Regions from separate parts of the Homo sapiens genome. Here region 2 is linked to region 1. Evidence: chromatin loops called from intact Hi-C (ENCODE). Cell type or tissue: heart left ventricle. All regions are shown on one strand. Each heading gives the region's core, and the rest is flanking DNA. Links, peaks and the distances in the headings are about the cores only. Region 1 overlaps TARID (TCF21 antisense RNA inducing promoter demethylation). Region 2 has its middle 6.7 kb from the start of TCF21.

Region 1 (2,916 bases), core at 293-2,792:
ATTCAGAAAAGCAACTGGAAAAATAGTTCACATTGAAAAACAGTGAAAAACAATGGGTTACGGCTTTTAGATAATAGCGAGTTCAACATAAGTCAAGAGAGTGGTGGGCTGCTATAAGTCTAATAGGATTTAGAATCAATTTTAGAGCAAGCTTGCCAGACTAAGAAAGTTATAACCCCAAATCTACATTCCATAGTGGGCAAAACTTTTTTTTAAAAAAATACTGACTTTATATCTAGATACTATACCTTAAAAGCATACTTTTAAAAACAAAAAAATGTACTTGATGAGAAGATATAAAACCATGTCAAAAACAAAAAAAAGAAGGAAAACTACAGGAATAGAAGATGTTTTACCTGGAGAAAAGAAGAGCTTCATTGTTAAAGAGGAAAAGGTTTATTGTCTCTGATGTTGAATTTCTGCAAGGACCAATATATAGAAGTTTCCGTATAAGAATGGACTTACTTGCAATCAATCCTTTGTAGATAGAATGGGCTGCCATTCTGTGGATATGGACATCAGCATTCCTCACCTGTTGGAGAGGCTGGAGAAAGGTGATTTACACATTGCATCTAGATTTAGAACTTTGTGGTCTCTTCCAAATCTGCTATTCTGTGATTCTAAGGATGTTTAGGATAGTTATATATATATTTTGGTGTACATAACTTCTAGACCAATCAATTATTTCAGGAAATTTCATGACATTAGAAAACAAAAAACACCCTCACCAATCTACCCTTTGTTATTACATAGACAAAGCAGCTGGTTGATTGACTGGAATTTTCTATTTTGCTGGGTAGGTATCTGGGAGATGTAGCTTGATTTGTGCTTATTGGGTCACCTTGCCCACATACAGGCCTTTTCAATGTAACACTCCATATAAAAAGGCAAAATGGGTTGCAAAAAATACACAGAAAACCCTGATGAAAGCAGTTCTTAGAATACATTAGCTGTAAAATTTCATTGCAATCAGAATTTTGTGTTCCTTGCACTTATGTATTATTGCCTCTTTCCAGCCTTTTAACATACAATGAAAAACCTCTAGATAACAAATACTTGTCAAGCCCCAGCCAATTGTTCACTTGTTTTGAGGAATATTTGGTACTATAAAATATCCATATGAGAAAATAAGAAAGTCAGTTCCTTGGAGTTTGTTTTAATAAGATTAATACAATCAATGCTATGATTCTTTTTTTCTTCCTATCAACACCCCCTCTATTTCATTTTTGCTAGTCACCAGCTGGCTTTTTTTTTCCCACCACAAAATGACTCTAAACTGCCAGATAATTCTACAAAAAGAAATTTGTTCCAAAAGTTACACGGAGCCAACTATGTCAGCAATGGAAAGAACTAGTACATTTTGTTTTGAAAATAAAAAAATCCTAGATCTGAAAATTTGTCTACTTAACCCCAAAACACTCGACTCCAGAACTCCACATGAAGAAGTTTGCCTTTACTTTGTCATTTATTTCTAAAACTATGAAGGTAAAATTTTGGGGATATCTTTAAATAGCATCCCATGTAAAGTATTGTAAAATGTTCAATTATAGTACAACAGTGTATGTACTAGTTAGCTAAATTAGATGGTTAAATGGTTAGAATGCAATGCATGTACTGAACTTTTTATAGTTAGGAGTCAAAATAATGATATGAGTTTTGATATATTCCTTTGCTGAAACTCTTGGTATTAAATTTCATTAGTATCTTTCTTTCCTTTCTCGATATCTTAATATTATTACACTGTATGTTTAGTCCCAGAATTTAGAAATCAATTACAAAAACCTGAAACAAGACTTGTCCTGGTAGGGTCATCTCAAATTGTCATTCAGGGATTCAGTGTTTAGGTAGAAAAGCAGACAGCATGTTGCCTTGAGTCTTATTTTTTCAATAAATACAAGCCAGTTCAATTCACTGCTTTTCAGGTAAAATACCTAGCAAGAGCTGAATATCTGGAGACATGCTGCACTAACCTTGTTCCTTATAATATAAACTCCCAGGGGAATGGCAAAATGCATGAAGGTTAGACAATCATATTGAAAGAACTTTACATCTTCACCTTTCCAGGAGACTAAAATAGAGGCTGCCCTCTTATCCCATGTTCTAGGAAACTCTTATCATATGTAGGGCCCACTCTAGAGCATTTCAGTGCACCCTATGTTGTCTAATTGAAGAGTAAATCTGTACATTCAAAGCGTGCATTTTTTTGGTCTAAAAAAAAGCACTGCTCAAATATGAGGTCTTGTGGTTGCATATCATTTTAATAGAGCTACACACTATGCACCATAATTTTTAATTCATGAAAGAGCTTAGAGCTTGCATGTGGCAAAGGATTAACTTCTGTCCTAATTACTTTCTCAGAAAAGCTAATGGAAAATTAGATGCACTCCACCAGGCAATAAATATATCACACCAAACAAAATTTAAACTAAAGAACAATCAACCCCTTTTCTTTGTTGTTTCAAAGGAGAAGGAGATTAGACCTTTTTAGAAAAAGATCAAGAGCATTTTATGGGAAATTCCGGAAAAAAAAGCTATTTGGACTGAAATCAAAATGTTATGAATAGTACTTTCTAAGTAATGACACATATCAGCAGTATTTGTAACCATAAGAACAATGTGATAAATTTTAATCACTTGGGACTCCAGCTCTGTGGGAAGTGCTTACTACACAGACATCATTTATAGGTTTCCAGTTATGACCTACGTCTAAAAGACATTTTAATGATAACTGGAGAAAGTAGATAGATTGTCTTCCTAGAGTGTTGAAGTTCCTGCTTGTTGTCATCCTCAGCTCTATTAAAGAGCAGAGGCTTTCAAAGGTACACTTCAGCCTAGCAGTCAGGGTGCGAGACCAAAGGGATGGAACTATCTGAGATAAAATATGCCAGAAACGTACACTCCTCAGGATTTCCTGTG
Region 2 (2,916 bases), core at 321-2,820, 140 kb before region 1:
AGCACTTTGGGAGGCCGAGCGGGTGGATCACCTGAGGTCAGGAGTTCGAGACCAGCCTGGCCAACATGGTGAAACCGCGTTTCTACTAAAAATACAAAAATGAGCTGGGCATGGTAGTGGATGCCTATAATCCCAGCTACTTGGGAGACTGAGGCAGAAGAATCGCTTGAACCCAATATTAACTAGTGTCTATTATGTTCCAGGCATTGTCCAATTACACATTATCTCACAAAAGTAGTCATTATTATACTCATTTTAAAGAGATGGAAGAACCAAGGTCCTGAAAGGTCTAGTATCTTGTCCAAGAACTCAGTCAAAAGCTCTTTCCACTATACCAGTGTCTCACCTACATCTGTGAAAAGCAATACATTACTTCCTCATCACCAACTGGATTAATTTTAAAATAAGGTCATGTAATCTGCTTAGTGTCTCAAATCATTTTCATTATCAAAGCACATTTTAAACTAATGATTCTAGTCTACGGGCCATGTAAATTAACATCTAGTAATATATTTTACTGGAAAAGGAGAGAGCATATTTCGTGAGTGCTGCAAACAATCCACCACCACCTGATTTCACCCAGTCCCATCATACCTACTTGCTTTATTCTTTTCTCAAATGTGCGCCCAGACTTCAAGGTAAGAGGTTCAAGTTCAAGTTCAATTTAACCACAACAGCCCATTGTCACTTTGCCCCATTACTCTCTATCTTATCTATCTTATAGCCTCAAAGAGTTAATGATTCATTCATGATTCAACATTTATTGAGGTGTCAGGCACTACACTGAGTGCTGGGTACAAAAGACCGCCTGACACTGTTTTTGAGAAGTCTGTTCTCGTCACTCTGGGGCATTCTAAAGGGATGCTCTCTCCTCCTTTTCCCACCCTTTCTCCCCGTTCGGCCCTGAGAGGGGCTCTTAAATAGTCCTTGGAGGTGGTTAATCTTTCGGTGAACTGGAAGGAGGGTGGGCCCGCGCAGCCTGCCCAGACCCAAAGATCAAAGGCGTGTTCCTCCAAACGCCTGAAGGAAGCCCGGCGGACTCTGAAGAATGCTGCTGGCAACCAGCGAGTTTCCAAGGGCAGAGCCAGCATTTGGAGCGAAGGATGCAAAGCTAAGAAAGGATGTTGGCAGGCCAGCTGCGCCCCGCTCGCACCTGGGTTCCCCGCGGTGTGGGGACGTAACCCAGAACCTGCCCTGCGCCTCATCCCTGAGCCAGCGGATCTGCAGCGGGACACGCACCCGCTGGCCCGGAGATTGCACCCGGAAAGGGACGGAAAGGAGGCTGTGCGGACTGAGGCTCAGAACTCCTTCCCCGTCTCGCCTACTTCCAAAAACTCTTCTCCCAGGCGGGGAAGCCTCAGAGGCTGCTTCCCTCCTCCGCCTTTGCGCTCAGCTCCCCGCTGGCCGCGAGCTCTCCAGGCACTCCTGCTGCGCTCGCCACCAGCCGTGGCGTCCCTGCAACCCCAACTCCAGGCCGACTTCCCGACGCACACAGTGCCGGACCAGAGCAAGGCCAACCACTCGCACTGGAGTGATGGGGAGATTTTTTTCTGGCCCGAGAATGGACCAAGGGACTCTCTTGCAGGGGACGTGATTCCAGGGAGCCCAGATTTCTCTCTCCCTTAGAGGTCGCAACGGAGCCAACAGAAGTCTGGCTTTAATCCACTCAGGACTTAAAAACATCATCTAATGACTGAAATCTGTCTGAGAACACAGGATGAGCGCATCCATGTCCACACACCCGGGTGGAACAAATCTTTTATTTTCTGAAGACAAGTGATTTGAAGTCCAGACTGAATGGCATTTAAGAATTAGGAATCCTGCGTGCCATCCTGGAGTGAATTAAACTAAATTAGAGTCCAGAATATGCAGCTTCTTTAAGAAAAAATTCTCCTCTGAAATATTTTCTTTCCCACTGCATTAAGTAGTGTTCCTCATGAGACACCTGAAAACATTGATTGTTAAAATGTGGTCCTGGGACCAGCAGCAATGACATCACCTGGGGCCCCACTTCAGACTCCTGGACTCAGGATCTCTGGAGGGTGGAGGCATCTAGGTGATTCTGAAGAACCACTGGCTTAAAAGTCTCCTTGGTCAGTGCTTTCCACTAATCAGTAAATATATAGAGCTAGCAGAGCTGGAGCTCTGTTTATCACTTCTCTTTTTAGAATGAAGTCTCTGTTTGACAGTGGGAAAGCCTGCTAGAATGATCCTGAGTTGCTTGTGAAGTCATACAAGCAATGAGAGAGAGAGAGAGAGAGAGAGAGAGCGAGAGAGAGGACTTCCCTGGCTGCAGTCCAGATTGGATATCTGTCTGCTTCTGAGAACTTGCAGACTCGCTTACTTGAAACACTTCATTCTCCGTTCAGGCGTCTGTAAGCTGCTTTGGTTGTTCTCCTGGTTCTTTCTAAAAGCACCTTCTAAGATAGTTTTCATAACCTAGAGGTCACAGGCAGGATACTCCCCACCCTTAACATCCCCGACCCCCAACTTCCAAACTATACTGGCTTGAGGCCAAGGGAGTTCCCCATTCTTTCTATGAAGCTACTCACCCCCTATTCATATTGAGACACACCAACTACCTGGGCTGAAGCTGGAGCAGGGTAGGCTGGGAGTTTTACCCTTCTGGGAAGACCGGAGGAGAGAGACCTATGGTGGGTGTGGGTGTGCTGATGATCTGGAATGGGAGAAGGGCTCACTGAGAAGGAGAGATGTTTAGACTGTGGGTGTGTGTTGGAGGCATGTGTGGTGTGGTCACGTTGTCATGTTCCTGGGCTAGTGGCAGCCACCACCCAGTCATTCCCACCTTGATCCTCACTCCATTCAATGGACAACCATGGGGACCTGAGTGTGCCCAGGCCCCTCCTTGGCTGAGGCTCCTGATGGGACTGGGCAGCCTCACCATCAGACACCAGT

Evidence for each region. Peaks named below come from ENCODE experiments on the same cell type or tissue, not always from the same donor. Only the 100,000 strongest peaks of a DNase experiment are listed, where the experiment ranks them.
Region 2: a loop joins it to region 1, with 5 times the contacts of the local background. A loop is called at or near these places in 13 of 110 quality-filtered maps.

Annotation. Positions count from the first base shown.
Region 1 is chr6:133,755,938-133,758,853 of GRCh38, reverse strand. The region is part of intron 4 of TARID (TCF21 antisense RNA inducing promoter demethylation); the gene reads left to right. It overlaps LOC124901402 (a long non-coding RNA gene), which reads right to left. Exons shown (of 3, transcript XR_007059772.1): 2 at 466-544. Among named protein-coding and RNA genes, the nearest start is that of LINC01312, 64 kb to the left of the region's middle. In heart left ventricle, for the core only: no CTCF peak of the experiment used is centred there; no DNase peak of the experiment used is centred there; H3K27ac peaks cover 840 bases.
Region 2 is chr6:133,894,366-133,897,281 of GRCh38, reverse strand. It overlaps a transcript of TCF21 not described here. Among named protein-coding and RNA genes, the nearest start is that of TCF21, 6.7 kb to the right of the region's middle. In heart left ventricle, for the core only: no CTCF peak of the experiment used is centred there; a DNase peak (open chromatin) is centred at 1,451; H3K4me3 peaks cover 1,979 bases; H3K27ac peaks cover 1,904 bases; H3K27me3 peaks cover 2,318 bases.